2 separate regions of the Homo sapiens genome follow, and region 1 is linked to region 2. Evidence: read pairs that join two places in POLR2A ChIA-PET (ENCODE). Cell type or tissue: GM12878. All regions are shown on one strand. Links, peaks and the distances in the headings refer to the core of each region. The heading gives the core; the rest is flanking DNA.

Region 1 (10,329 bases), core at 3,403-7,402, 81 kb after region 2:
CTTGCTTCTCTCACTGTTTTCCAGCCTTCTGATTTCCTCTGCTTCATGTTCTTTGTCATACATAATGACAAAAACACTTACATCCCCCACTGCCTTGCTGTTCTCTCTTGGATGGAAGTCAGTAGCTGGTATAATCCTAGAAAACCCCTGTTCCAATCCTGCTCGTTTGGGATTTGTGAGCATTTGGATGGGACCAAGCCCCTGTTGACCTTTGCATGCTCCGTGAAAAGACGGATTGCTCAGCAAAGCGCTGTGGTCAATAATTCCCAAATGAACACGATCCGCTCTCCCGGAGAGCACAGCCCCACAAGGCACTGACCAGCCCTGCTGGTAGGTGGGCTTGCACGGAACAGGTCTGTGGGTCCTTTGGCCTCCTGTAGCTGTGAGTTTTTATATCTGATGAACTTGAAGGGGATCAGTGTGCTTCAGAACATCTAGAGCTTTCACTAAATCAGATTAGTTTTTATCCCAAGTCATTTGAATTAATTACACGACTTTTTCCTTGTCCTGTCTGTGGGTCACACACCAGAGTCTGAGAACGAGGCAGTACATTGCTGATTTTGCAAACACACTGAGACCAGACAGCTGCCCAGGCTGTGAACGACCACACGCTTCCTTAGGGCAGAGCTGGAGATAGAATCCACGTGCCGAGTATTGGATATGTCTCCATTGCAGCTCTCTGGGGCTTTTCAGGCTTGGAGCTTTGGTGCATACATGTGATGATGATGATGATGATGATGATGATTTTTTAAGATGGGGTCTTGCTGTGTGGCCCCGGCTGGAGTGCAGTGGTGCAATCTCAGCTCACTGCAACCTCTGCCTCCTGTGTTTAACCGATTCTCCTGCTTCACCCTCTTAAGTAGCTGGATTACAGGTGTGCACCACCACGCCAGGCTAATTTTTGTATTTTTAGTAGAGACGGGATTTCGCCATGCTGGCCAGGCTGGTTTCAAACTCCTGACCTCAAGTGATCCGCCCGCTTTGGCCTCCCAAAGTGCTGGGGTTATAGGCGTGAACCATATGCCCAGCTGATACATGTGATTATTTTTAAATGCTATTGTTTTTATTTTTTATAATAAATTAGGAGATGAGCCTCATTTTCTTATTTTTTAAAAAATTATGCTTTCTCCACCTTGTTCTTACTGCCTTATTCTTGTAGTAGAGAAAGGAAGAAAAATTAAAACAATAAACCAAAATGTGAAAGGCAGTTTTGTCGGGAAGTTATCAAACACACATCTCACCTCCACTGCTGCCCCTTGGAAGCCTGGGGCTGTTTTTTGCAGCTGCACTGTAATCCCTGGTTATTGAGGGCACAGGTGGAAACGGAGATCAGCTCATGGCTTAGAAAGGAGCCGGGTGCACAGGTGGGTCTGGGTGAGCTGGAGGCTGTGATCACTCAGTGTCTGAGGAGAGAGACTGGGTGGGTCGGGGAGAGAGGCCGATTCTCAGACTCCAAGAGAGTCAGTTATGTGCACTCCCGAGAGGTAGATGCAATCCCCTCACTTTCCCGAGGAATAACTCATTCAAAAGATGCACTAATCCTCAGGGGAATCCAGGGAGATCCTTCAGAGCGCCTGCCTATCGTGGAGCACCTGAGGAACCCAGGGTGGGAGGAGCGTGCTCTGTTACTCCAGGGCCAGAGCTGGGGGCGTCCGTTCCCTGCTTTAATAAAGCCTCTGATCTCACCCGCATGACCCGGTCTGACTTTTCTCCTCTTCTTTTCTACTTCCCTGAAGGGATTACTGGGAAAACTAGAAGTGACAGCTATTATCCAGCTTTTCTATATTACATTTTAAGATTTACAACCTTCTCACATCCGCAGAGGATTTGAGGATGTTCTTGGCAACCTCTGATGATTCCTGACTCTTCTCCTGGCGTCACAGTTCCTCCAGCTGTGTTTCCCTTTTGGCCATGCGGCAGGGTCTGGAGAGACCTGTCATCCCTGGGGAGAGGCAATCAAGAAGGCCGACCATGTCTCCTTGAGCAGAGGTCACTGTGGCCAGTCTTTGGCTCAGGTATTCTACCTTTGGAAGAGGGGTTTTGGATACATCAGAGGAGCAGTGATTTCCAGATTCCAAGGGCTGTCTGGAGACACTGGGCCGCGTTTCTCTGAGAGCCTGGGAGCTCTAATTTGCCTTTGGAGATGGTGATAGGGAGAGTGGGAATCATATGACCCACAGAGGTGGATTGAAACTTGCCCGTGGTGGTGGGGAGACAGCCCCAAAGAGTTTTTCCTCAGCCCCATGAGGCTGTGATTCTCAAGTTTTCTCCTATCACCCTTACCTTCGTTTGCAGGAAACTTAGTCCAAGGTTTATTTGTCTGTTGTCTTTGTGTGTGTGTTTCTGGCAGATCCAGCTGGGGCCTGGTTTGAAGACTTTTGCTTTCCCACCAAAGTGGGAATGAATAAACAAATGAATGAGTGAGTACACGAATAAATGAATGAATTAATAAATAAATCAATGAATGAGCGAATGGATGAGTTAATGTGTGAATGAATGGGCAAGTGAACAAATGAATGAGTGAATGGATGAGTTAATGTGTGAATGAATGGGCAAATGAACAAATGAATGAGTTGAATAAATGAATGAATGAGTGAATAGATGAGTTAATGTGTGAATGAATGGGCAAATGAACAAATGAGTGAGTTGAATAAATGAATGGGTGAGTTGAATAATGAATGAATGAGTGAACGAATGAATGGTGTCAGGGTGCCAGCGCTTGCCTTGCTTGCACCCTGAAGATTCCCCATTGTCCACCCTTACCGTGTCCTTGTCACTGGTGTTCTGCCCTCATTGGGCTGGTCTGTGCTGGACACTCTCGAAGGCCAGATTCCACCCACCTGCTCCCAAGATGGTGCCGTCTCGGCAATGGGAGCTGCTGCACAGCACAGGATGACCCTTTGGGAGAGTCATGTACAAGGTCCCCGGGATTAGAGTAAATGCCAGTGCTATGCAGGGATTTCACTGTCCCTGAGCCAGCTCACACGGATCATGGAAAAGAACCACAGACTGTGCCCAGATGTGTTCCGGGCATGGGAGCAGGTGGGGCGTGAATTACATAAGATCCAGGGAAAGACCCATAAAGCACACACCAGGTGCTCGGTCAGGTTTCCTCTCACAGCCTCAGAATTGCTCTCTTTATGCTGTTCTCCTTTTAGAGATTAGAGGAGCTTGGAGATCCCCCATCTCCCTGCTGAAAACCTTTCCCAGTCCAGCTGCTTTTTTGCCTACCACGTTTGTGGAGCTTTGCTGATCATTCTCATCCTACCAGCTGCCCTCCCTCCTGCAGACCCCAGGACTTAATTACCAATGCCTGATATCTTTCCCTCTGCTCTCATTTCCTGCTCCAGGTACAGCGTAATTTTTTTCTCAGGTGGAAGGGTTTGATTTTTTTTTTTAATATTTGTTTATTCAAAACAAACAGTCTAGGCTTCCTTAGAGTCTTCTCCCTTAATTTTGCTTGGTTATTTAGTCAACAAAAGAAGCATAAAACTGGGTCGAGGAAAGCGGAATCTGGTGGTCAGAATGCATCGAGTTTTGGAGTGGTTTCTCAGGATTTGCCTCATGTAAGGGGTCTGGAGCCTGTGATTGGCATCTCCCCAGTCAATGCCTTGCGTCCAGAAAGCTGGCATGCGGTTTATATTTGCTGAATGGAAAACCATAGAAAAGAAAAAACAAACTCGTGGATTCAGAGCATTTTTGCAGTAACATTGAGGAACCTGCCAGATAGCCACGTGCTTGGGCCCCTGCCCCTGGGCATCACTCAGCTCTGCATCTTCTAGGGGCTGCAGTTTGCCAAACCCTCACTTTGTAAAGGGTTATGTTAAGAGTCCTAACATACACAGACTTCCTGTCGTTGGGTGGGGATTTCAGGTCCCCCAGTGCATCCTTCTGTCTGGATTTAGTTGCATCTACAAGTCCCTCCTCTGAAGTGGTACTGGCCCTTGTGAATTTTATTATGATTATTGTGGGGAAAGGGTCTTGCTCTATTACCCAGGCTGGAATGCGGTGGTGTGATCATACCTCACTGCAGCCTTGAACTCCTGGGCTCAAGTGATCCTCCTGCCTCAGTCTCCTGAGTTGCTGGGACTGCAGGAGCAATCCCTCATACCTGGCTAAGAGCTCTCTTCCTTTTCTATTGCTTTCTTACCTTGAGTAACTAGTCCTAAGATTTTTCTCTTCCAAATTAAAAAAATAAGTCTGTTGTTATATTTCTAATTGTGACTGGGTACAGGATGATAGCATAGAGTGTTTGGGGTTTGGAGTCAGACACACCCCTGACTTGTGACCCCAGGTAAGCCATTTGGCCTTTCCAAATCTCCTCTGTAAACGAGTGCCCTTCAGCGCTTGAGATTTCCTGATTCTGTGTACAAGGGGTCTGGCGCTGAGCCTTGATCATGGATGCCCATGAGATGCCCACTACCCTAGTGACCAGGAACGGGGCTGGATCTAGGCAGAATTGTGAGATTGGCTTGGCTCCAGGCTCATAGAGCCCAGCCGTTGTTTGTGCAAGCTGTGAGCTCTCTCATTACTGGCCTAGAATTAGCTGGTGGCTTTAGGGATAATGACATCCAGCAAGTGACTGCTTAAAGATTCCAAGGATTTAAGGACCTAAATTAGCAAATCTCTTTCCCTAATTGCAAAGTGAAAAACGTCCTTGTGCTGTTTTCAAATCTGTTAAATAATACTCTGAACGGTGTGTAAATACACATTTGATGTTCACCGGGTAATGCTTCCCAATGCTGAGTGGTAGCCCGGTCACCTTGATCGCCTTCAGTCTGTGCTGGGTGTTCTGAGACTTGAAGGATGTGGGAATCATCCGTCTAGAAAAGGCTGGCCCTTGGGCATGACCCTGACCTCCCTGCAGGAGAGTTATCTTTGAGAAAGCAGCCCAGGAGGAATCAGGAGGGGAGGGAAGGCTGGGCGCAGTGGCTCACACTGGTAATCCCAGCACTTTGGGAGGCTGAGGCGGGTGGATCACCTGAGGTCAGGAGTTCGAGACCATCCTGGCCAACATGGTGAAACACTGTCCCTACTAAAAATACAAAAATTAGCTAGGTGTGGTGGTGGTGTGGGTGCCTGTAATCCCAGCTACTCCGGAGGCTGAGGCAGGAGAATGGCTTGAACTTGGGAGGCAGAGGTTACAGTGAGCTGAGATTGTGCCACTGCACTCCGGCATGGGCGAGGAGTGAAACTCTGTCTCAAAAAAAAAAAAAAAAAAAAAAAAAGAAAAGGTGATGGGGAGCAGGAGGCCAATTGCAGTCCCTGAACAAGAAGCCCCACTGACACTGATGGATCCGCCCTAGGTTTCCATATTCCAAGCCTAACTCCAGGTTCTCTGCTGCTTCCGTGGTTTTCTTACCTCACCTGCTCAGCACCTCATTTCCATCAATTGCACTTCCCTGCTTGTTTTGGAAGGGCCTCCTGTAGATGCTCACCTTTGTGCAACAGGCTGGAGTTCCTGTTACCTCAAGGTAATACCGGCGGGCATCCTGTGACCTGCTCGTCCCCTCCACTCCCAAGCAGCCTGTCTGTTGGCAGCTCTGAGTCAGAAGGTGAGACGTGCTCTGTGCCCAGCAGGTTGGAGGATGGCTTAGTGGTCATCTCCAGGCTTTTCCACTGCTTTCCACTCTCCTACCCTTTAATACCTGGCAGGATTCCAACAAGACCTCTTTTGTTTGCATTTTAACAGATGAGGGATGTAGGTCGCCTGTGGCTGGAGGTATTTTCAGAGGTGACAGGGAATGCAGTTTTAGAACTCAGCGGTGAGCTCTTTGAATGCTGGTCCAAACCCTTCTCATTGTCTTGTATTCGTGCTGCCTCCTGGGCACCATAAGTCAGTGCTAAATGCATGAGTGGGTCCTTCCTTGCATGTTCCTTTACAGAGTAGGTTAAGAAGGGATCAGATGCTAGAGCTTGCTGAGGCTCCACCCTTGTCTGTAGATGAGCAGAATGGGGTGGTGGGGACAGTCGGGAATGAGTCTTAGGCTGTCCAGCTCTGAGCTGTGATTGCATGCAGGTGAACAGCCTGAGAGGACTGTACCTTTGTGCCACACAGCTCGGGAAGGAAGGCTTGCTTCTAGGGGTGGGAGACTGAGTGCCAATGGCTTTCCGGGCCCCGGCTTCATCTGTGACTCAAGCCTGTCCTTGGCCTGAAAGCCACTCTGGTTCCTTGGTCTTCCTCTTCCACGTACAGGCTTCACATGTGTGCCCAGGGGTGGGTTCTAGTTCCCTGGGCCAGCCTGGGCATCCTGTCGATAGAGTCTAGAGTCTGCTGTGGACCTAAGGGTTTGTGGAGTGCCTCCTCTTCACATTCACTGGAAGCCACATGCCCCCTCTCAGGGACATCCCTCAGCCTCGCTGGATGAAGGCTTGTCCAAGGAGAATGAAGAGCAGTGACCGTCGAAGGAAATCTAGGAAGCTGGTCGGAGGCATTATTCTGGATTTTATTGAGGCTTGCTGACTTTGTTTTTTGAAAGAAAGGACAACTTTTGACTTCTGTGGGGTTTATGTTCACTGGTGGCGAGGAGGTGATGGTAAAGTCTTTGGGGGCAGAGGTTCCCCTACCTGGTGGGAAGCCTGACATTCTAATCTCATAAGCTCGGATGCTGTAGTTAGCCCATCTCAGCCCTCATGGAGGAAGCTGTCTCGGCAGCAAAGCCCCATGGGGGCATCTGTGTGGGCATGCTGGCATGAGGACTTGATACAGGATCCCTGAGACCAACGGGTGATCTCAGTGTGACAGGATCTATGGTATTTTTAGAGCTTAGGTGATCAGTCACAATACACGTATTAAGTGCCCATGCGTTGGTCCCCAAGACCACCCCCAGGTTTGATGATTCGCTCCACGGACTCACAGTTCTCAGCCTATGGTCATAGTCATGGCTAAGATTTATCACAGCGAAAGGACTTCGAGCAAAATCAGCACAGGGGAGAGGCACCAGGGGCAGGGCGCAGATCAGGTGGGCACAAATTTCCCAGTGTCCTCTTCCTGGGGGGTGGGCACACAGGGCAAGCTTAGTTCAATCAGCAAGGAGTGGTGGTGACGTGTGAAATGGCATCTACTAGGGAAGCTTGCTAGACTCAGCAGCCAGATTTTTTTTTCTTAAACAGACCGACTATCTATCTATCTGTCTATCTATCATCTATCTGTCCATCTGTCTGTCTGTCTGTCTGTCTGTCTATGTAATCTATCTAGAGTCTCGCTTTGTCACCCAGGCTGGAGTGCAGTGGCACGATCTCGGCTTACTGCAACCTCCGCCTCCTGGGTTCAAGAGATTTTCCTACCTCAGTTTCCCAAGTAGCTGGGATTACCGGCGTCTGCTACCACGCCTGGCTAATTTTTTGTATTTTCTTAGTGGAGACGGGGTTTCACCATGTTGACCAGGCTGGTCTCAAACTCTCATCCTTAGGTGATCCACCCGCCTTGACCTCCCAAAGTGCTGGGATTACAGGCGTGAGCTACCGCGCCCAGCCCAGACTTTAGTTTTTAAAGCATTTTTAGGTTCATAGCAAAACCAAATGGAAGATACGGAGATTTCCTATATACTCGCTGCCCTACACACATGCACAGGCTCTCCTACTATCAACATCCCCCAGCAGAGCGGGGCATTTTGTTACAGCTGATGAACCCACAATGACACGTCACCATCACCCTGAGTCCATAGTTTACATTAGGGCTCACTCTTGGTGTTGCATATTCTATGGATTTGGACAAATAGCTAATGACATGGATCCACCATGATCGTATCATACAGAGTAGTTTCACTGTCCTAAAAATTCTCCCTCTTCTGCATATTTTCCCCTCCCTGTCTCCAACCCCTGGCAATCACTGACTATTTTCCTGCCTCTGTATTTTGCCTTTTCTAGAGTGTCATGTACTTGGAATCCTGCAGTATATATTCACATCAGCTTCTTGTTAGGGTTCTTACTGAGAGCTGGTCACATAGGCACCTGCTGCCTAGCACAGACCCAAATTCCAGAATCTCAGAAGGAAAGCAGATGTTCAGCAAAAACCACTTTGCTTGCATAAACTGTTTAGGTGCAGTGAATTGCTCTTTAGTTAGGATGGTGGGAACCCTCCTGGAATCCAGGTTCTCAGGTGCCAGCCAAGGGCCAACCTTGTGAGGGGCCTTTTGAAGCACGTGCTCTTTTCTGCACACCTCATGATGGACCATGCTTGGCAAAGTGCAATTCAGGTGTCTGAAGTCGTGGGTCCTTCGCCTTGAGCTTGGGACCTTTTCCTTTTGTTTTTGGCTGCTGCATGGCTGACTTCCTTGGAGAAGGACCACATGTTAAGCTGCCCTTGGTGTCTTTTTTCCATCTCTGAGACTTTGCTTCCCCTGTCGTGATGGAATTATACATGTGGCTATTGTCCCTGCTGAATTGGGAAGATGAAAAAGGTATAATCCCCCATGACATTCATTCAGTTTCTTTCTTAAGAAGATTCTAAGAAAACCCTGTTTTTGAAGCACTGGGTGTTCCATCAGTTGAAATTCCTGGACATATCTTTCTTTAAAAAAATTTTTTTGAGGTCACATTCTTGTCTTTACTGGGGCCATTTTTACATGTTGTTTCACTGGTTTGGGAATGAAAGATTTTAATGAAGTTTGCAACGACTGCTGACCTCTTACCCAGGAGTGGTGGCTGCACATTTTTGCTGTTGCACTAGGAATGACTTGAGACTTAGAATTCTCACCATGACTTTTGAAGGTTGAGGCATTGCAGTAGAGATGCAATAAATTATTTCTCCTTAGAGGAAACCTTTGCTTTTCTTCCCTGCCTTGCTCCATTCTACCACAGAGTTAATGGTCTTGATTTTAGTGAAATAACAATAACAGCAAACCTGCCTTTGGACGTTAAATACAAACTGCATCCTTGGACAGCACCGTGTTACTTTAATTTTTTAAGAAAGACTTAATATTTCTAATTGATTTTTTTGCTTTCTATGGAATTTTCCCCAAACCTCAGCTTTCTGGTGCAGGCTCTTTCCTGTCTCTTCCTCTCCTGTTTATTAAAATAGAGTCATTTGCCCGTCACGTGTGGGAGACTGTCGCCAGGGTAGGACAGACATCAGGCACTATCGTCTGTGTCTACCAGGGCCTATTATCCCAAGTTCCATTGCGCAGGCTGTCTGAGGACTTTGCCTTGTGTACCACAGACTAACATTATTTTTCTTTTTCATAACTCATATTCGAAGTCATTCTTGACAGGTGCTTTCTGTGGCTGAAAAGGCTGCATACGTCTCAGAGCCCTGAGCAGTTGTTTGTTATGGTTTAATATTTATCGAAAACTCCCATCTGTGGGGGCATTTATTGACTGGAGGCCAGACAGGGAGAGCCACGTGTTTTTCAAAATTACTCTGTGCTCGTGTATATGTCCCTTTATTTTTTTCAGGGAGCATTATTGCTGTTAAATGGGCATGACTGAAAGGATATGCATGTTATTGTTTGCCTGCGTTTTAGGGCTTGGCTGTGATAACAGCTGTGGGATTTGCTCTCACCAGTCCTCCTCCCTGCTGTAGGTAGTGTTGTCAATGTGCACATCGGTGAAGGGTCCCGGTTGTAGAGCCACACTGCTGAGTGCTTTGCAGTTGAATTCACTGTCCCGGGAATCCTGAGAGAGGGATCGAGGACTTACTTGTTTGTTCTGCTGTCTTTGATATAAGACGAATCTGAGGAGATTTTGTTTTTCTAAATAAAATGGGAAAGACCTTAGTGGCCTAGAGTTTTCATATTAGTCCGTTTTCACGCTGCTGATGAAGACATACCCGAGACTGGGTAATTTATAGAGAAAAAGAGGTTTAATGGACTCACAGTTCCATGTGGCTGGGGAGGCCTCACAATCATGGTGGAAGGCAAAAGGCACATCTTACATGGCGGCAGGCAAGAGAGAGAATGAGAACCAGGTGAAAACAGAAACCCCTTATCAAACCATCAGATCTCGTGAGAGACCTACTCACTACCACGAGAACAGTATGGGGGAAACCACCCCGTGATTCAGTGAACTCCCACTGGGTCCCTCCCATAACATGTGGGAATTATGGGAACTGTAATTCAAGGTGAGATTTGGGTGGGGACACAGCCAAACCATATCACTTGTCTTACTTTCTAGCAGCAGATTGTCTAAGTCAGAGAAAGGCAGATGTGGGTTTGGCCTGGGATTCATTTCCTTGAAACTCTTCATAAAAGTCTTACTTGCATTATGTTGTAATTATGAAACAGTAGGTCTTTTTCCTGCCATTCCAACTATACGTTAGTCTTTTTGGATTTTTTTTTTTTTTTTGAGACGGAGTCTCCTTCTGTCACCCAGGCTGGAATGCAGTGGCAT
Region 2 (4,000 bases), core at 1-4,000:
CATAATGATGGCAATAATGATAGCATAATGTTATCTAAACTTGGAAAACTTGGAAGCATTTCAGAGCTTTTGGATTGTCGTCCTTTTGCTTCTGTGGACTTTCTTTTTTTTTTTTTTGAGACGGAGTCTCACTCTGTTGCCCAGGCTGGAGTGCAGTGGCGCAATCTCGGCTCACTGCAAGCTCTGCCTCATGGGTTCACGCCATTCTCCTGTCTCAGCCTCCCGAGTAACTGGGACTACAGACGCCCGCCGCCATGCCTGGCTAATTTTTTTGTATTTTTAGTAGAGACGGGGTTTCACCGTGTTAGCCAGGATGGTCTCGATCTCCTGACCTCATGATCCGCCTGCCTCGGCCTCCCAAAGTGCTGGGATTACAGGCGTGAGCTACTGCGCCCAGCCGCCTCTGTGTACTTTCTAGAAGTGGTCCCCAGTTCAAGATGCCTGCTCCACCCTGGGCCATGACCGGTGACTCTGGCCCGAGTCTTAATGTGGAGTTGACTTCTGGTCCCTTCAGTGGGGATTTTGAGTCTGGGCCCTTCTCTTGTTTTGAATGAAATCTAACACAAATGAAAGGCATCGACAATTAACCACTGGCATTCATTTCCAAAGTATGCCGCAGTTCCAGTCACTTTGTTTGCCCTACTTTCTCCCTACGTCTTTAAGATACGAAGGCAGGAAAGCCTTGTAAGAAGCAGGGCTGTCAGCTCACAATGTTCACATGTATTTAAAATAAAGCATTGCAAAGGCTGGAGGAGCACTCATTTTGCCAGACTTTGTAATCTGATATCCACTGCCTTATCCAGGTATCTCACCTCATGGAGCCGAGCATTTACTGTTGGAAGCTAAGGGGTCAAGGCGGTTAGGCTGTATGGTTAGAGGGACCTTGCTGGAGAGTGGGGGCCGAATGGGAGTGAAGGTTGGCCCAGGAGGGTGGAAAATGAGATTGAGGAAGCAAAGAGCAGCATAAGAGAAAGGACTGGGCTTTGTGGTCTGGCCTGGGTTGTCTGATGCACCTCTGAGTCAGGTCTCAGGGACAAACCTTTCAACCTGTGCGCTTCAGTGCAGCCTCCTACAAAAGGGAATCCCAGAACATAACCATATCTCTGAATAAGGTGGTGAGACTTAATTATTGTCTATTAATCAACATGTTTTCAGACCCTTGGCACACTATGAGAACAAATAAATGTTATGTAATGGCAAATTAGGAGGGGTACACATTTCTGTTGGTGTATTTGCCAAGGCTGTTCAGGCCGTCCCTATCGTAGCTATCTTTCAGTGACTACTGAAGCAAAAAATAAAAAAACCCCTAAAATACTATTCGGAGAAGTATATGGATGGGAGGAAAGCTTCGGTGTGGTGTCTAGGAAGCACCCTAGACTCATAGAAGTCACTTCTGCAATTTCCAGGCTGTGAAATGTATGTGAATGGAAAGGCCTGGGTACTTGGCACGTGGCAGAATGAGTCTCCCAACAAACCTCATTTCCCCTGGAGTACAGAACATGGCATGCCCTAGAAAATGGATCTTCATCTCCGCGGGATATGAATGCATGTTTTTCGTGTAGACTGAGCATTTGAAGTTGAAGTTGTTCCTGTCTGTAGATGGCTGGACAAGGCATCGTGGAGGATTTGAGACTGGGTTTTAGGTCTGGTTCAGCCATGAGGGGTTTTGTGGCCTGTGGACTGCTTGGACATTGACCTACATTACCTTCTCCCTGTCTCAGTTTCTTCATCTATAAAATCAAGGCAGGTTGGGGGTGGGGAACAGGGAACATGAGATAATTTTCTTTTCTTTTCTTTTTTTTTTTTTGAGATAGAGTCTTGCTCTGTCACCAGGCTGGAGTGCAGTGGCGGGATCTCAGCTCACCGCAACCTCCGCCTCCCAGGTTCAAGCGATTCCCCTGCCTCAGCCTCCCAAGTAGCACCACCACACCCGGCTAATTTTTTTGTATTTTTTAGTAGAGACGGGATTTCACCATTTTGGCCAAGACGGTCTCGATCTCCTGACCTCGTGATCCGCCTGCCTCGGCCTCCCAAAGTGCTGGGATTACAGACGTGAGCCGCCGCGCCCAGCCGATGAGAAAATTTTCAAGTACCCTTGCAACCCTAAGATTCTGTGGCTCCCTGTGTAAGGAGGGCACTTGCTTTTGTTCCCGAGGGGCTTTCCTTGTGTGGCTAGGTGCAGCTCATTTCTGTTTGGAGGAAAATTTTTTTTTTTTTTTTTTGAGACAGAGCCTTGCTCTGTCACTCAGGCTGGAGTGCGGTGGTGCGATCATAGCTCACTGCAGCCTCACACTCCTGGGCTCAAGTGATTCTCCTTCCTGAACCTCCAGAGTAGCCAGGACTACAGGTGTGCACCACCATGCCTGGCTAACTTTTTTATTTTTTTGTAGAGACAGAGTTTTGCTGTGTTGCCCAGGCTGGTCTCAAACTCCTGGCCTCAAGTGATCCTCCTACTTTGGGCTCCCAAAGTGCTGGGATGACAGGCACGGGCCACTGCACTTAGCTCTGGAGGGACATTTTTGTGACTGTACTAGTAGCACAATAAGAGCTCAGGACCAGCACCCTGATCTCACTTTGTGTCAATAGCAGTGTGTCTCCTTTTTCATTAAATGAGTGCCTGCTGGATGCTGCTTTAGGAAGACTATAAATAGAAACTTCCGTGGGTCAAGCACCGTCTTTTCCCACTCATCTCACACTATGCTACTTATTCTGAAATTGCCCAATAAATACACCTATTAAGGACACAGATGATTGGTTTGTCTGAAAGTCCAGATGGAAAACAGACTCAACTTTTCTTTTTTGGTGTATATGTGTTTGTGTGTGCGTGTGTGTGTGTGTGCGCGCGCGTGCGTGTGTATGTGTGTGTGGTGGGGGAGAGAATGCACAAACACTCGAGGTGGTTTGTATATTTGACTGGTGAATTTCATAGTTGTTTTTCTGGGGTTACTTAGAATTTGAGAGTCCGTGAGAAGCATTAGGAAGAACATTACTGAGAAAAAAGGAGGGGTGGGAAGCCCCTAGACTTCTCCCCGAGGGTATCCCCGCTGCAGTCTTCTTTAGATGTTTGGATTCCCCAGTCCTCTTGTTTTGAGGCGTGATATAAATTCAGCCTCTCATACATTTAAAAATATCGGTTGAACACCTGCTATATTCTAGGCACCGAGGAGACGGCAGTGAGCAGACGAGAATGCCTGCTCTCCTGGAGCCACAGAAAATACAAGGGGCAAAGAAGGGAAAGGAACAGCACGTTAGAAGCTGCAGGTTAGGCAGGAACCAAGAGCCAAAGGGGATGTGTGGGGTGGGGTGATGGCAGCTTGAGGTGACGCTTGAATGCAGACCTGGAAAGAGCCATGGGGCTGTCTGAACGTAGACTCTTCCGGTCAAAGGCGGCCACAAGGGCAAGTGCCTGATGTGGGAGCCTGCCTGGGATTTTGCAGTGAGCCGAGATTGCACCACTGCACTCCAGCCTGGGCGACAGAGTGAGACTCCGTCTCAAAAAGAAAAAAAAAAAAATCTGCCCGCCCCCACCTCCCAAAGTGCTGGGATTACAGGCGTGAGCCACCTCACCTGGCCGAATTCCGGATGTGTTTTAAAGGTGGAGCTGGTAGGAATTGCTGGTGGACTGGATGTGGGGTGTGAGATTCCCCAAGGACCTGGGCTTGGACGAACAGTTCATTTGGTGGTTTTGTTCAGTTTCCCCAGGAATTCTCGGAGCACCTGCTCTGTCTACACATTATGGGTGCCCGTGTGCTGGGAGGCTCTGGAAACGGGCAAGCACACAGCCTTGGGCTTCTGGGCTCCCCTGGGGAGGGATTTCTGAATTTGAAGGTGAAATTCTCAGAGGGACTTTGAGGTACCTCCTCTTTTGAGGTCAGGAGTTCGAGAGCAGCCTGGCCAACGTGGTGAAACCTCGTCTCTACTAAAAATACAGAAAATTAGCTGGGTGTGGTGCTGTGCACCTGTAGTCCCAGCTACTCCGGAGGCCGAGGCAGGAGAATCG

The links. ChIA-PET counts read pairs that join two places held together with the same protein. Peaks named below come from ENCODE experiments on the same cell type or tissue, not always from the same donor. Only the 100,000 strongest peaks of a DNase experiment are listed, where the experiment ranks them.
Region 1: POLR2A ChIA-PET joins it to region 2 with 5 read pairs; 9 of 35 experiments call an interaction of 5 or more read pairs at or near these places.

Annotation. Positions count from the first base shown.
Region 1 is chr10:12,430,019-12,440,347 of GRCh38, forward strand. All of the region lies in intron 1 of CAMK1D (calcium/calmodulin dependent protein kinase ID), which reads left to right. Among named protein-coding and RNA genes, the nearest start is that of CAMK1D, 86 kb to the left of the region's middle. In GM12878, for the core only: no CTCF peak of the experiment used is centred there; no DNase peak of the experiment used is centred there.
Region 2 is chr10:12,352,638-12,356,637 of GRCh38, forward strand. The region is part of intron 1 of CAMK1D (calcium/calmodulin dependent protein kinase ID); the gene reads left to right. Among named protein-coding and RNA genes, the nearest start is that of CAMK1D, 5.1 kb to the left of the region's middle. RefSeq lists a silencer at 3,920-3,969. In GM12878, for the core only: no CTCF peak of the experiment used is centred there; no DNase peak of the experiment used is centred there; H3K4me3 peaks cover 2,486 bases; H3K27ac peaks cover 911 bases.